Linked DNA regions of Homo sapiens: region 2 is linked to region 1. Evidence: read pairs that join two places in POLR2A ChIA-PET (ENCODE). Cell type or tissue: HepG2. All regions are shown on one strand. Each heading gives the region's core, and the rest is flanking DNA. Links, peaks and the distances in the headings are about the cores only.

What was found. ChIA-PET counts read pairs that join two places held together with the same protein. Peaks named below come from ENCODE experiments on the same cell type or tissue, not always from the same donor. Only the 100,000 strongest peaks of a DNase experiment are listed, where the experiment ranks them.
Region 2: POLR2A ChIA-PET joins it to region 1 with 10 read pairs; 1 of 35 experiments calls an interaction of 5 or more read pairs at or near these places.

Annotation. Positions count from the first base shown.
Region 1 is chr17:76,758,039-76,766,190 of GRCh38, reverse strand. All of the region lies in intron 8 of MFSD11 (major facilitator superfamily domain containing 11), which reads right to left. Among named protein-coding and RNA genes, the nearest start is that of MFSD11, 24 kb to the right of the region's middle. In HepG2, for the core only: no CTCF peak of the experiment used is centred there; a DNase peak (open chromatin) is centred at 3,390.
Region 2 is chr17:77,160,517-77,168,668 of GRCh38, reverse strand. All of the region lies in intron 3 of SEC14L1 (SEC14 like lipid binding 1), which reads right to left. Among named protein-coding and RNA genes, the nearest start is that of SEC14L1, 24 kb to the right of the region's middle. RefSeq lists an enhancer at 4,813-5,314. In HepG2, for the core only: no CTCF peak of the experiment used is centred there; a DNase peak (open chromatin) is centred at 3,818.

The sequences.
Region 1 (8,152 bases), core at 1,630-5,629:
CCCACCTCGGCCTCCCAAAGTGCTAGGATCACAGACGTGAGCCATCACTCCTGGCCACATGTTCATTTTAGAAAAATCAGAAGACTTAGCTAACAAAAAGAAATTCTAAAAGATTATCTAGTATGATCCTATCATGATGAATGCATGTCATTATATATTTGTACAAACCCATAAAAGGTACCACACCAAGAGTGAATCCTAACGTAAACCATGGTCTTTAGGTGATAACGACATGTCAGTGTAGGCTCATTATAACAAATGTGCTCTGGTGGGGAACATTAATAACAGAGGGAAGTTCCATACATGTGGTATAGGGGCCACATGGGAACTCTACTTTCTGCCCAGTTTTGTTATGAGCATAAAATGATCTAAAAAATAAAGTCTATTAAAAAACCCATCAATCTATTTGCAGAAATAGATTGATCCTAAAATTCATGGCCAGACCTGGTGGCTCATGCCTATAATCCCAACAATTTGGGAGGCTGACTTGGGAGAATCGCTTGAGCCAAGACCAGCTTGGGCAACATGGCGAAATCCTGTCTCTACAAAACACTACAAAAATTAGCCAGGCATGGTGGTGCACACCTATAGTCCCAGCTACTTGGAAGGCTAAGATGGGAGGATCGCTTGAGCCTGGGAGGTTGAGGCTGCAGTGAGCTCTGATCAAGCCACTGTACTCCGCCCTAGGCGGCAGAGCAACACCCTGTCTCAAAAAAAAAAAAAAAAAAAAAAAAAAAAGGAAATTCAAGGGACCCACAATAGCCAAAATAATATTGAAAAGTAACAAAGTTGGAGGATTCACACTTTCCAATTTCAAAATATACAAGATTCAACACAGCATGGTACTGGCATAAGAATATATCTATCTATCTAGAGATAAATGTTTATATCTACAGTCAATTGATTTTTGACAAGAGTGACAAAAAAACAGACTTTTCAGCAAATGGCGTGACTACAACAGGATATTGACATGCAAAAGAATAAAGCTGGATTTCCATCTCAAACCATATGTAAAAATTAACTGAAAATGAATCACAGACCTAAATGTAAGAGCTAAAACTAAAAAAACTTTTAAAAGAAAATATAGGAGTAAATTTTCAGGACCTGGGGTGAAGCAAAATCTTAGGACATCAAAAGCACACACAACAGAAGAAAAACTAAACAAATTGACTACATCAAAATTAAAAACTTTATCAAAGCCACAGTAAGACATCCCCTCACACCTGTTGGGATGGCTATTATCAAAAAGACAAAAGGTAACAAGTGTTGGTGAGGATGTGGAGGAAAGACAACCCTTGTACGCTATTGGTGAGGATGTAAATTGGTACAGCGAACATGGAAAACAATATGGAAGGTCCTCAAAATACTAAAAACATGTTATGATCCAGCAATTCTACCTCTGGGCATATATCCAAAGGAAATGAAAGCAGTATCTCAAAGTGATAGCTGCACTCCCATGTTCATTACAGCACTATTATATGTATATGTGTGTGTGTGTGTGTGTATTAATTATATAGCAAAGACATGGAAACAACTAAGTGTCCTTAAACGGATGAATAAAGAAAATGTGGTATATACAATGGTATATTATTCAGCCTTACAAAAGGAAATCCTGCCATTTAGGGCAACGTGGATGAACCTGAAGAGCATTACGCTAAGTGAAATAAGCCAGACACAGAAAGACAAATACTGCATGATCTTACTTATATGGGGAATATTAAAAAGTCAAACTCATAGAAGCAGAGAGTAGCATAGTGGTTGCCGGGGCTGGAGGGTGGGGGAAATAGGGAGACGTTGGTTAAAGAGTACAAAGTTTTCGTTAGGCAGGATGAGTGAGTGCTGAGGATCTAATGTACAACTTGGTGTTGACAGTTAATAACACTCTATTGTATACTTGAAATTTGGTTGGAAAGTAGATCTTAAATGTTCTCATTACACATGCAAAAAAAAGATAACTATGTGAGGTGATGGATATGTTAACTAGCTTGAGTGTGACCATCATTTCACAATGTATACATATATCAAAACACGTGGCCGAGTGCTAGGGCCCACGCCTGTAATCCCAGCACTTCGGGAGGCAGGCGAATTGCTTGAGGCCCAGAGTTCAAGATTAGCTGGGCCAACATGGTAAAACCCCATCTCTATTAAAAATACAAAAAAATTAGCTGGGCATGGTGGTATACCCCTGTAATCCCAGCTACTCGGGAGGCTGAGGCACCAGAATTGCCTGAACCCAGGAGGAGGAGGCTGCAGTGAGCTGAGATCATGCCACTGTACTCCAGCCTGGGTGACAGAGCAAGATTCTGCCTCAAAAAAAAAACAAAAACAAAAACATGTTGTACCTCATAAATATATACAATTTTTGTAAGTTATACCTCGATAAAGTTGGGGGAATTTTTTTTTTTTAAGTTTTGTGCTTCAAAAGATACTATCAAGAAAATGAAAAGTCAATCTATAGAACGGGAGAAAACATTTGTTTGTTTTCCTAGAGCGTTTGCTGAAACAAAATGGGAGAAAATATTTGTAAATCATATATATAGAACTTTTATCTAGAATATATAAAGAACTCTTACAACTCATTAATAAAAACAGAATCCAATTTAAAAATGGGCAAAGGATCTAACTAGGGCCGGGCACGGTGGCTCACGCCTGTAATCCCAGCACTTTGGGAGGCTGAGGCGGGTGGATCACTTGAGATCAGGAATTCAAGATCAGCCAGGCCAACATGGTGAAATCCCATCTCTACAAAAAATATAACAGTTAGCCGGGAGGGGTAGCATGCACCTGTAATCCCGCTACTAGGGAGGCTGAGACAGGAGAATCACTTGAACCTGGGAGGTGGAGGTTGCAGTGAGTCGAGATTGTGCTACTGCACTCCAGCCTGGGTGGCAGAGCAATACTCCACCTCAAAAAAAAAAACAAAAAACAAAAAAACAGAAAATAACTGCAAGCACGTGGAAACACTGACAAACTCATCCTCTGCTAGTAGAAATGTAAAGTGGTATAACAATCTGGCAGTTCCCCCACAGGCTAAGCAGTCAGATACCACATGACCCAGCAATTCCACCATTCCTAGGTGTGCATCAAAGAGATCTGAAAACACATCCACACAAAAACTTGTACACGAACTTTATGTATTACCATTGGGGGAGTTCAGTCAGGATGGTGGGGAAAATTATAAGACGCAAACCTTCTTGGAAGGCCTGGGGCGTTTGCATAAGCTCCAGTGATAAACTTAGCTGAAGGCAGCCTTGTCCCCTTAGTTAAATAAATTACAGTAGAAACAAAGGAATGTGGGGAGTTTAAAAAAAAAAAAAAGGAATGTGGGGAGTTTATCTAAATAGCTTGTTTACTCTTGTGGTCCTAAGGCTAACCTTTGATTTCCCGCCGGTGCTTAATTGCTTTCTACTCGGGAAGTCCACGATGTCAATTACCCTCTAGTGGTGTTGACTCAAGCCTTTGTCAATTAATATTTACTGAATAAATGTGAGTCTCACTAGCTGGTCAAGGCCGCTTTTTTTTTTTTTTTTTTTTGGAGACGGAGTCTCGCTCAGTCGCCCAGGCTGGAGTGCAGTGGCGCGATCTCGGCTCACTGCAAGCTCCACCTCCTCGGTTCACACCATTCTCCTGCCTCAGCCTGGGACTACAGGTGCCCGCCACTACGCCTGGCTAATTTTTTTGTATTTTTAGTAGAGACGGGGTTTCACCGTGTTAGCCAGGATGGTCTCCATCTCCAACTGTTTACAGCACTCTGCGTGGAGTCTATAAGCTGCCCGGATGCTCAGCCAAACTGGCAAAGCAGAATATCTGTGTGTCAGTGTACTTTATTCATCCATTGTTGGGTCAGGGTCTGCAGGACAGACCCCTGAAACTCATAATACATAAAATATAGGAATGACTCAAATTTTATAATATATTGTGACATGAATGAGCCTTGAAACCATTATGTTAAAAGAAACCAGGCACTAAAGACCACATGTTGTATGATTCTATTTACATAAAATGTCCAGAATAAGCATATCTATAGACAAAGTAGAGGAATGGGTGCAATAGTAGTGAAAGGGGAGAAAGTTGGGAGTGCCTTAGGGAGGTTGCATTAGGAGGCTGGAATGAGAAGTGACTCTAATGTGCACAGGGAAAATGCTCTAAAATTGAGTAAAGTGATGGTTACACGACTCTGAATATAATAAATTGTACTGACTTTGCAATGGATTCTTTAGATTGATTAAATGGGTGAATCATATGGTATATGAATTTTTTTTTTTTTTTTGAGACGGAGTCTAGCTCTGTCGCCCAGGCTGGAGTGCAGTGGCGTGATCTCGGCTCACTGCAAGCTCCGCCTCCTGGGTTCACGCCATTCTCCTGCCTCAGCCTCCCAAGTAGCTGGGATTACAGGCACCCGCCACCACGCCTGGCTAATTTTTGTATTTTTAGTAGAGATGGGGTTTCACCATGTAAGCCAGGATGGTGTTGATCTCCTGACCTCATGATCCGCCCGCCTCGGCCTCCCAAAGTGCTGGGATTACAGGCGTGAGCCACTGCGCCCGGCCAGTATATGAATTATATCTCAATTTAAAAAGGCAGAATCTAACACCTTAATGAATCTTCTTCCAGTCTTTTTCTATGTATTTTTTACAAAAACAAATTCTACTATATATTCTCCATTTTATCATTTGTTTTCACGTAATATACAGGAGAATTTTTTGAACATTCACAGAGATAATTTTTATGGCTAGGGTAATCTATTATATAGATGTACTAATGTCTAACAGTTGAATACTTATTTCCAGTATCTCACTACTATAAACATCTTAGTAGCTAGATCTTGCCACAATATTTAATTATTTCCTGAGGATAATCTTACTAGTGAAATTGGTTATTCCACTGGGGCAAAGGTTATAAACATTTTTATCCCTTTTGATACCTAATGACAAATCACTTTTTATAAAGTACTACAAGTATATATCAGCAATGTAGTCTTCCCCAAGATGGAGTCTTGCTCTTGTCACCCAGGCTGCAGCACAACAGCACGATCTCGGCTCACTGCAATCTCTGTCTCCCAGGTTCAAGCAATTCTCCCGCCTCAGCCTCCTGAGTAGTTGGGATTACAGGCACTCACCACCGTGTGCGGCTAATTTTTGTTATTTTTAGTAGAGATGGGGTTTTGCCATGTTGGCTAGGCTGGTCTCGAACTCCTGACCTCATGATCCGCCCACCTCGGCCTCTCAAAGTGCTGGGATTACAGGCATGAGCCACTGCGCCCGGCCAGCAATGTAGTCTTATGCATATAATTACCTGTCCCCCCGCCCATAATATTGAGAATTATGTTTTATCTTTTGAAATCCGATAGAAACTGCTCCTGGCCAGGCACAGTGGCTCACGCCTATAACCCAGAACTTTGGGAGGCGAAGGTGAACAGATCACCTGAGGTCAGGAGTTCAAGACTAGCCTGGCCAACATAACAAAACCCCACTTCTACTAAAAATACAAAAATTAGCCAGGTGTGGTGGCATTCACCTGTAATCCCAGCTACTCAGGAGCCTGAGGCAGGAGAATCCCTTGAACCCAAGAGGTGGAGGTTGCAGTGAGCCGAGATCGCGCCACTGCACTCCAGCCTGGGTGACAAGAGCGAAACTCCCGACACTCCGTTTAAAAAAAAAAAAGAAAGAAAACTGCTTCTAATTTGCACTTTACTTACACAGTTGACCCTTGAACAACATGGGTTTGAACTTCAGGGGTCCACTTCTGTGCGGACTTTCTTCTGCCTCTGCCAACCAAGACAGCAAGACCAACCCCCTCCCTCCTCCTCCTTCTCAATGTGATGATGAGGATGAAGATCCAGATGATCCACTTCCACTCAACAAACAGTAAATATAGTTTCTCTTCCTTACAATTTTCTTTTTTTTTTTTTTTGAGACAGAGTTTAGCTCTTTTGCCCAGGCTGGAGTGAAGTGGCATGGCTCACTGCAACCTCTGCCCCGCCACCACCCCCACCCCAGGGTTCAAGCAATTCTCCTGCCTCAGCCTCCCGAGGAGCTGGGATTATAGGCGCCAGCCACCACGCCTGGCTAATTTTTGTATTTTTAGTAGAGACGGAGTTTCGCCATGCTGGCCAGGCTGGTCTCGAACTCCTGACCTTAGGTGATCTGCCAGCCTCAGCCTCCCAAAGTGCTGAAATTACAGGAATGAGCCACCAGGCCCAGTCTCCTTACGATTTTCTTAATATTTTCTTTTCTCTAGCTGACTTTATTATAAGTCTACAGTATATAATACGTATAGAAAATATGTGTGGCTTATGCCTGTAATCCCAGCACTTTGGGAGGCCGGGTGGGTGGATCACTTGAGGTCAGGAGTTCAAAACCAGTCTGGCCAACATGGTGAAACTCCATCTCTACTAAAAATACAAAAAAAAAAAAAAAAAAAAAAAAAAAAAAGGCCGGTCACGGTGGCTCACACCTGTAATCCCAGCACTTTGGGAGGCCAAGGTAGGCAGATCACGAGATCAGGAGATCGAGACCATCCTGGTTAACACAGTGAAACCCCATCTCTAGCAAAAATACAAAAAAACATTAGCCAGGCATGGTGTTACATACCTGCAGTCCCTGCTACTCAGGAGGCTGAGGCAGGAGAATCGCTTAAACCTGCGGGGCGGAGGTTGCAGTGAGCTGAGATCGCGCCACTGCACTCCAGCCTGGGTGACAGAGCCAGACTCCATCTCAAAAAAAGAAAAATACAAAAAATTTAGCTAGGTGTGGTGTCAGGCACCTGTAATCCCAGCTACTCAGGGGATTGAGGCAGGAGAATCACTTGAACCCAGGAGGCGGAGATTGTAGTGAGCTGAGATAGAACCACTGCACTCCAGCCTGGGTGACAGAGTGCCAGTCCATCTCAAAAAAAAAAAGAAAAAGAAATATATTTTATTGTATTTTATTTTTTTGGGACAAGTTCTTGCTCTGTCACCCAGGCTGGAATGCAGTGGTGTGATCATAATTCTCTGCAGCCTCAATCTCCCAGGCTCAACTGATGCTCCTGCCTCAGCCCTCCAAGTATTAATAGCTGGGACGTGCCACCATTCCCAGCTAATTTTTATTTTATTTTTTTATTTTTAGTAGAGATAAGGTCTCACTATGTTGCTTAGGCTGGTCTCGAACTCCTGAGCTCAAGTTATCCTCCCAACTTTGGCCTCCCAAAGTGCTGGTATTACAGGTGTGAGCCACTGTGCCTGACTCAAAATTTGTGTTAATCAACTGTTTATGTTATCAGTAAGGCTTCCGGTGAACAGTGACCTTAGTTAAGTATTGAGGGAGTCAAAAGTTATATGTGTATTTTCAACTGTGTGTGGGGGGTAGGGGTGTGTGGAATGGAGTGTCCATGCCCCACGCTGTTCAAGGGTCAATTATACTTAAGTTGTAACAATTTTTTCCATATTTGTAAAATGCCTCTTTTCTACTGGAGTGTTTATACTTTTCTTATTGGTTCATAACAGCTCTTTATCACATATTGCAAATATTTTCCCCAGATTTTCCTTGCCGTTTCAAGTTTGTTAGGTTGTGTTGACTGAAGTTTTACATTTATTTTCTTCAATCACTTTTTTTTTTTTTTTTTTTTTGAGACCTGGTCTCGCTCTGTGCCCATGCTGGAGTGCAGTGGCGCCATCACTGTTTACTGCAGCCTTGACCTCCAGGGCCCAAGCAATCCTTCCACCTCAGCCTCCCAAGTAGCTGGGGCTGCAAGTGCATGCCCCAAAACCCAGCTAATTTTTGTACCTTTTGTAGAGAGAGAGGTGCATCATGTTGCCCAGACTACTCTCAAACTCCTGGGCTCAAGCAATCCCCCCATCACCTTGGCTTCCCAAAGTGCTGGTATTACAGGCATGAACCACTGTGCCCAGCCTCAATTACTTTTATAGTTTCATTTTTATATTTAACCTTTAATCTACTAAAAGTTTTAATATAAAGTGAAGTATGGATCTATATTATTTTTCTATGCAGTCAGCTATCTAACCTTGCTTAAGACCCACTTTTATTGTATCCTATATTCCTCTATGAGCATGGGCTTGATTCTAGACTTTGTTTTATTGGTCTTGCTATTCTGATGTTTGCAAATGAATCTGCAATAGGTTTTAGTGTTTACTAGGATAAGTCTCTTGCCT
Region 2 (8,152 bases), core at 1,598-5,597, 400 kb before region 1:
CTTTCAGCCCTAACAACACAGCTCCCAATGGAACAATTATGAAGGCTTTACAAGGCCTTACCTCCATATCAGATAAGTTAGCCAAAAATTCCAGAATAAATGACCCCATCACAAGTCTCATGGAAAAGTGGTTTGGTGAATGGAAAGGGATTATGACTTCAATATTAACCTCTCTTGCAATTGTTACAGGTGTACTCATATGTAGGATGCTGCATCATACCCTGTATCCATGGGTTAATGCAAGGACTTATAGAAACAGCTCTCACAAAACCTCCCCTACCTCTCCTCCTCTATACTCAAATAGGCTCTTGTTCCTAGGTGATCGAGAAGAACAGCAGAGCCAAATCATGTTAAAAAAATGTGAAGAGGAAGAATTATCAAAAGACAAAGGGGGAAATTGCCAGAGATGATGAATTCCTCTTCAAAGGGTTTAACTGTGTAACGTTCTTGCTCTTTGTTCAGAAGCCCAACCTCCTTATACTCCCTTGTTTCTAGCCTCCGAACAACCCTCCCACGCTTGTGGCCCGACATGCCCCGTACCGTAATGGACAGACCACTCCTACCCCCTCCTTCTCTTACAAATCACGCATTTACCTATTAGAAAAAGTTTAAGTCTTAGCCAACTGGCATCAGTTTAGATTGTATGGTCCAACCCTAGCCAACAGGGGAAGGACACAGGGACAGGAACTGCATTAGGGATAAAAACCCCTTCCCTCCTTTGCTCGGTGTACTCTTGCGGTTGTAACAGGCAGCACCTTTCTGCAGAAGTAAATTGCCTTGCTGAGAAATAATTTGTCTCAATACTGGTTTTTCTCTTCAGCACCGCTTACTTGTTCCCAACACAAAGAACTCTCTTGCCTTTGGGTAGAGGGAGTAACCCTGTGTACCCTCCCCACTAAAAACTGCTTCATCACTCAATAAAACTTCCCGCCTTGCTCACTCTTTGAGTGTCCGTGTGTCTACTTCCTCCTGGTCATGAGACAAGAACCCAGACCTAGCTGAGCTAAGCAAAAAATCCTGCATCAGTATCACACAAGATGTTAATAATAGGGAAATTTGTAAGGTGGAAGGAGAAGGTATATGGTAATTCTCTGTACTAGCTGCTCAATTTTCTATAAACCTGTAATTGCTCTAAAAAATAAACTCCATTAAACATGAAAAAAAGAAACAAAAGCAATCAAGTAACCCATTGGCCAAAGGTAAAAACCTATTGTGCTCATGGTATAAGAAAACTGGCCAGGCGCAGTGGCTCATGTCTGTAATTCTAGCATTTCGAGAGGCCAAGGTGGGTGGATCACTTGAGGCCAAGAGTTTGAGACCAGCCTGGCCAACATGGCAAAACCCTTTCTCTGCTAAAAATACAAAAATTAGCTGGGTGTAGTACTGCGTGCTTGTAATCCCAGCTACTCAGGTGGCTGAGGCAGGAGAATTGCTTCAACAATGAATTGGGAGGTGGAGACTGCAGTAATCACACCACTGCCCTCTGGCCTGGGAAACTGTCTCAAAAAAAAAAAAAAAAAAAGGAAAAAGAAAAGAAAACAGAAAGACAAACAAGCTTCTTTTAAGAACCTAGAAAAATTTCTAACATTACTTATTCAACATTCACTCCCTTCTCCAACAGGCACAGGGCTGAGGACACATGAACACAAGACAAGGGTCCTACCCATGAAGAGCTTTCATCTGGGGAGAAACACATCAGAGGGATGATCAAACCAACATGTATATATGGAGAGCCTAGTACGCATGCACCCTAATCAGCTTCCCAAAGATTACTGCATTTAATAGGTACAATCTTTATTTATTTTTGTTTTTTTCTTGTTTTTTGTTTTTGAGACTGAGTCTTGCTCTGTCACCCAGGCTGGAGTGCAATGGCACGATCTTCACTCACTGCAACCTCCACCTCCCAGGTTCAAGCCATTCTCCTGCCTCAGCCTCTGAAGTAGCTGGGACTACAGGTGTGCGCCACCCAGCCTGGCTAATTTTTTATTTTTAGTAGAGACAGGTGTTTACCATGTTGGCAAGGCTGGTCTTGAACTCCTGACCTCAAGTGATCCACCTGCCTCAGCCTCCCAAAGTGCTGGGATTACAGCCATAAGCCACTGCACCCGGCCCTTAATAGGTCTCATCTTTCCATGACATAAGTGTTTCTCCCATTTTAAAATGAGAAAACAGAGGCTGAGAGAATTTGAACCCAGGATATGAACCCAGGTCTGCCCCACTCCAGTTACCATTCTATTTCAGAGCACAGGCTTTAGAAGAGGCAGATCTGGCTTCAAATCCCAGTTCCACCATTAAAAGTGGTCCTTGGGGAGGCTATTTAATTTCATTAAGCTTCAATTTCTTCATCATCTTCAACTTGCAGCATTGTTGAAAGATTAAATAAGAAAACATAAAATGTTTGGCAGGCCCTGACACAGAATAAGTAGGGGGCCAAGCATGATGGCTCAGGCCTGTAATCCCAGCAATTTGAGAGGCCAAGGTGGGAGGATCACTTGAGCCCAGGAGTTCGACAGCAGCCTGGGCAACATAGCAAGATCTCATCTCAAAAACAAAGAATAAGTACAATACTCAATAAGTGTGGCTACTGTTCTGTGCAACACATGAACCTCTCAAGGAGGAAGACACTATTGGCAATGAAGTAAAGCCGCTGTCAGGCCCACAGTCCAGGAACCAGCTGAGCTATGCACAAGATGAGGAGGGGGACCTTCTGAATGCAAACAGTTTAAAACACTAAACATTTTCATTTGACATTTATCTTTTCTACTAAACTTTGGAAATGCACCAAATAAAATCCATGTGTTCACCAAACTAAAATAATTATCTCACTCATGACCCTAAAATTACAAGATGTAAATCTCATGAGACTTTGCTAGGAACCAGTTATTTTAAGTAAATAATTAGCCGACTAAAAAAAGGAACTAGGTATAAATAGGAGCATATTAGGTCTCCTGCCTTCTACAGAGAAAAGAAAAGGCCAAAGGAAGATAATGGCAAAAAAAATGATCATACTTCAGTTCAGGCACTGGGAATAAAACACTCCCCTTATCATATAAATTGTGAAAGGAAAATCAATCTTGGGGCCCCAAAATCACTCAGCTAAAAGGAAAAGTCAAACTGGGAGGCAAATCTGCCTCCCATTCCACTCAAAGTCACCCCTCTACTCACTGAGAAAAATGCTTCTGGCTGCCTCTCTCACCCACCTGCGACCTGGAGACCCCCTCCCTGCTTCGAGTTGTCCCGCCTTTCTGGACAGCACCAATGTACATCTTACATATACTGACTGATGTCTCCTGTCTCCCTACAATAAGTAAAACCAAGCTGTGCCCTGACCACCTTGAGCACATGTTGTCAGCACCTCCTGAGGCTGTGTCACAGGCACGTCCTCAATCCTGGCAAAATAAACTTTCTAAATTAACTAAGACCTGTCTCAGATATTCGGGGTTCACAGAAGAAGAGGAAATATATGGATTTAGTTATCTAATTCATTGATTAGCTACGTATACTATATTCGGTTGACAGAAGGAGAAAATATGGCCCTGAAGATAAATATCAGTCAAGTGGAAAGGGAACTTTCATAAAATAAATGAAGAAAAAGGGGTACTGAGTAACAGGATGTTCTCTGCAGAGGTTTCCGGTTACAGGTAGCCCTCAATCTGGCTTCTAATGGCATTAACGTTTTCCACAGAATAAGGAAACACGATCTACTTGGAAGAGAAAGAATTCATGTCAGGAAGCGAATTGCTCAGCTCCATTGTGGCCTGAATAAATGTAAACATGAGACTGTTGTTCCCACAGTTCTGGGAGGTCATCTACTATTCTCAGGACAAAAGCCTTCTCTGCCACACAATTATCTGCCAGACTCCACACTGTACCAGTATCTATGGCCTTCAGCTATTTTAAGCTCAGCTTTCCTAGCAACTTCCTCCCACTCCGCATCACCACCACCCTCACCCGCACCCACCCAATTATCATGTCTGCAACTCAGCTATCCAAGTGTCCTTTCCCTCCACTCCTCCAGCACTGTCATTCTAGGACTAAGACACAAACCGGGGAGGCATATGGCAGAGCAAATTAGAGCCTGGGCTCTTGTGTCAATGGACCTTGATTTGAATCCCAGCTGGACAACCTGGAAGCAAAGGCCTCCTGTCCAAGCAAACAGAAGGAAAGCCACCAACAAAGGGGGAGCGCTGGGAAAAAGGGTTACTGCCCAGCAGGGAGACGGATCACACCAGACAGAGCAAAAGGGAAAAGAGGTGGGGGGAAATTGGGAGGTTTTTCAAAAAATTGAGTTTAATTGACCAAATTGGGCAGTCCTCCCTCAAACCAGAATTGGTTCAGAGTGACTCCCAGAGAGGTCTTTTAAAGCAAAGACTGCAAACTGGCCCTGTTGGGAATTATGAAAGCCAAGTGCCTGAGCGCCGTGGGCTGATGGCCTCCAGGTGGGCACAGGCGCTCTGCCTGCTCGGGGGCACGGTACCGGGTCAGCCCACACCGCTGTCAGCAGGCGAGGCAGCCAGGTCAGGGCAATCACTTAGTAACCAATTTCAACCTGTTTCCTCAGTTGTAAAGTGGGATGAAAGAGCCTACCCACAAAGTAAGTGTGGGCAATAAACAAGATATTGCCACACAAGCACTCTCTAAATGTTGTTCTTAGACCTGTTATATGTTCTTTAAGTATTTTGCAAATTGCGGTTCAGTGGCAGGATCCCTGGCTGCCACCCAGGAGCCCAGGCTCCTCTCCAGGCCAAGCAGTATCATCTTCACCCTGGGCTTGTCAAGGTCAAATAAAAATATAAAGCTGAATCCCTAAAACAGTTTCATTTGGGAAAAGAGAATTGCAACTTGGGGCATAGAGAAAGACCAGGTGCTCTTCGGTATGTGCGAAGAAAAAACGGAAGGCTGGGGGTTTTATGAGAAAGAGAAAAGTCATCATCTATGTGGCCCCGCTGCGAGCCGCTCCTTTGATCTTAAAGAAACTTGACAGCATATGAAGACTGAATATCCATGTGAATGCATGACACGAAGAACATGGTGACAGCGTCTGCTCTCTGCAAGTGAACAGGCTCAGAAAAGTCTGAGGGACTCTCTGAATGAACTTAAAAATTCTGCTTGTTAACAACAAGTTTGACTCTGGTAAATGGCCTTCATAGCTAAAGTATAAAACCAAAGAGGAGGGAAGAGGAGGAGAAAAAGAAAGAAAAGAAAGAAAGGTGACATACTGTTTTGAAAACTCATTGGTACTAGTGAAGTTTTTGGGAGCTGGCAAGCTCTGACTGAACCAGTCTTAGAGTCACAGTAATTCATTTCAGCAGCAAGGAGTTAACACTGGTCTTAAAGTTACAGCAGGTCACTTTGGCAGCTGGCCTTCAAGATAATCCCGGGGCAGACGCTCTGTGTCCCAGCTTTTCTTCTCCCCTGGTCCCTCGACTCCAGTTTAGTTGGGTGTGACAGGGTAAGTCCAATTCGTATCATCGATTTTCACAGACTCTATACTCGCTGAGAGCAGAACTCAAGGGGCTCAGTTGCCACTGCAAGCTCCAGACCAAGCACAGCGGCAGGAGCTACGTCAATCCCCTCCAGGAAGTAACAAGAGTCCAGGAGGCAGAAGCTGCTGGAGAATTGTGTCCTATTGGCCGATGGCATACCGAACTCCCCTGTCTCCCTGGTACGTGGCCAATATTCTCAAACTAAATAGCTTTAAGTGTTTTAAGCTTTTAAAGGTAAAAACATGATATAGTTTTAGGTGAGGATCTTAACATCACCTACAAAGCACTCCAAAATGTCCTTCATGAAAAAGAAAACATGACTATGAGAATCCACAACACATTTTTTTTTTTTGAGACAGAGTTTCGCTCTTGTTGCCCTGGCTGGAGTGCAATGGTACCATCTCGGCTCACCGACACCTCCACCTCCCCGGTTCAAGCGATTCTCCTGCCTCAACCTCCCGAGTAGCTGCGATTACAGGCACGTACCACCACGCCAGTTCATTTTGTATTTTTAGTAGAGACGGGTTTCTCCATGTTGGTCATGCTGCTCTCGAACTCCCGACCTCAGGTGATCCACCTGCCTCGGCCTCCCAAAGTGCTGGGATTACAGGTGTGAGCCACCGCACCTGGTCCACAACACATTTTTTTAACCTTTCCACCATGTGGTAATAATGCAGTCAAAATATACATCATGTTACTTTGCACAGATCTAAATTACACCCAGAAGAAATTGAAGACACTGTCATTCCTATTTTCCATTCTCATCTCAGCCTTACCAGTCAATATCAACTTCAATTAAAATGGCTGTCAAATCAGTACTAATTTGATTCCTTGCACTGAAGGGTTGCCCATATTTAAAAATACTTGAGCCACAATAAGGAGCCAATGGGGCGAAGCTACCATCTGTGGGATTATGACTGAACGCCTTTAAGTCAGAATCCCACCCAGGCAGACGGATACAGCAGTGCCCGTGGGGCCTCGGTTGGCCTCCAATGGCCTCAGAGAGCCGGTCCCTCCCCCGCCGAGCGCCAGGACTGGGGTCCGGTGCAGAAAGCCCCTCGTCCTGGGAAAGGCAGTCGCCCCCTTGCCCGTTGGGCCACCCATGTTCGTGGGGAACCTGGCTCTAAACCATTCATAGACGACCTGCAGAATTCTGGGTCGGGGATTTGTATGTAGCAGAGCACCTCCCTCACTGCGATCTATTGAAAGTCAGCCCTCAACACAAGGGTTTGTTTAAAAAAAAAAAAAGAAGAAGAAGAAAGAAGAAAAGAAGAGAAAGAAAGAGAGAAAGAGAGGAAGGAAGGAAGGGAGGGGAGGGGAGGGGAGGGAAGGGAAACAAACAAAAATTAAAATATAGTACTTGAGCCAACCAGGCACTCATGTTAAACACAAACAGGAAAATACAAGGATGTTTATTCCCCTCCCTTCCTTAACCTCTGGTTGTTTAAAAAAAAAAAAAAAAAAAAAAAAGAACCAATTTAAGGACCCAGCTGATTTGGATTCATGAAAGTAAAGCAAAATCTCTATGGCAAAGAAATCCTTCATGAAGCCTGAGTCATGTACAAACCCTCCTTTTAAAAGAGAAACGTGTCCTTGAACCTTTAATGTTGACCAGTTACTTTTTCCCCCTTGCAGAACTCAGTCTATTGACCAGTTATTTTTATTTTTTAATTAACTTTTTTTTTGAGATAGAGTATCATTTTATTGCCCAGGCTGGAGTGCAGTGGCACAATCTCAGCTCACTGCAACCTCCATCCCACCCCCATCCCCGCGGCTCAAGTGATTCTCTCGCCTCAGCCGCCCCAGGAGCTGGGATTACAGGTGGGTGCCACCATGCCCAGCTGATTTTTGTATTTTTAGTACAGACAGGGTTTCACCATGTTGGCCAGACTGGCCTCAAACTCCTGACCCCCAGTTATCTGCCTGCCTTGGCCTCCCAAAGGACTGGGATTATAGGCGTGAGCCACCTTGACTGGCCAGTTATTTTTATTATAACGTTACTTAAATAGGTGCAAACAAACTAGTTTCTAAAACAAAAAAGCTCATACAATTATAAAATGTAAACAACATACATTTCATGGGGAAAATGACAATTTGTTGAAGACCAATTTCCCCTTCAAAATGAATATGGAACTGAACAGGAGGGGCACAGCTTCTTTCAAACTGGACAGAAGCTGTCTGATGACTCACTACTCCCATCGTTTTACTCTATTTAAATCTTTATTTGTACAGCTCCCCATCTGCAAAGTAAGCACCCCAGTCTATAGTTCGCTCAAACACATCACTTACATAGTAATTTCATCCCTATTCTTTTTGTATTTACTTTCAGCCATTAAAACAGTATTATTTGTTGTCCACAAAAAATAAAAGCTAACCATGTGCTGATAGTGCTCAGCTGTAAGCATGCTATACAGATGATCTCAACGCATCCATGTAGTTTTTCGATTATCAAAATAAAAGTACAAAGACAACCAATCCCTGTTAGAGAATTATAAAGACACTAGTTAGAAAAAAATGGAGGTATACACATCTTTAAATACAAATCTTTATACTTAAGATACCTGGTCTCCGTCAATAAATCTTGAATGTCAAATACTTTGCATGCCACAATCACTTAAGCCCTAGGCAAACAAGAATGTCTACAGGGCTACGAAAGGTTTTATTTC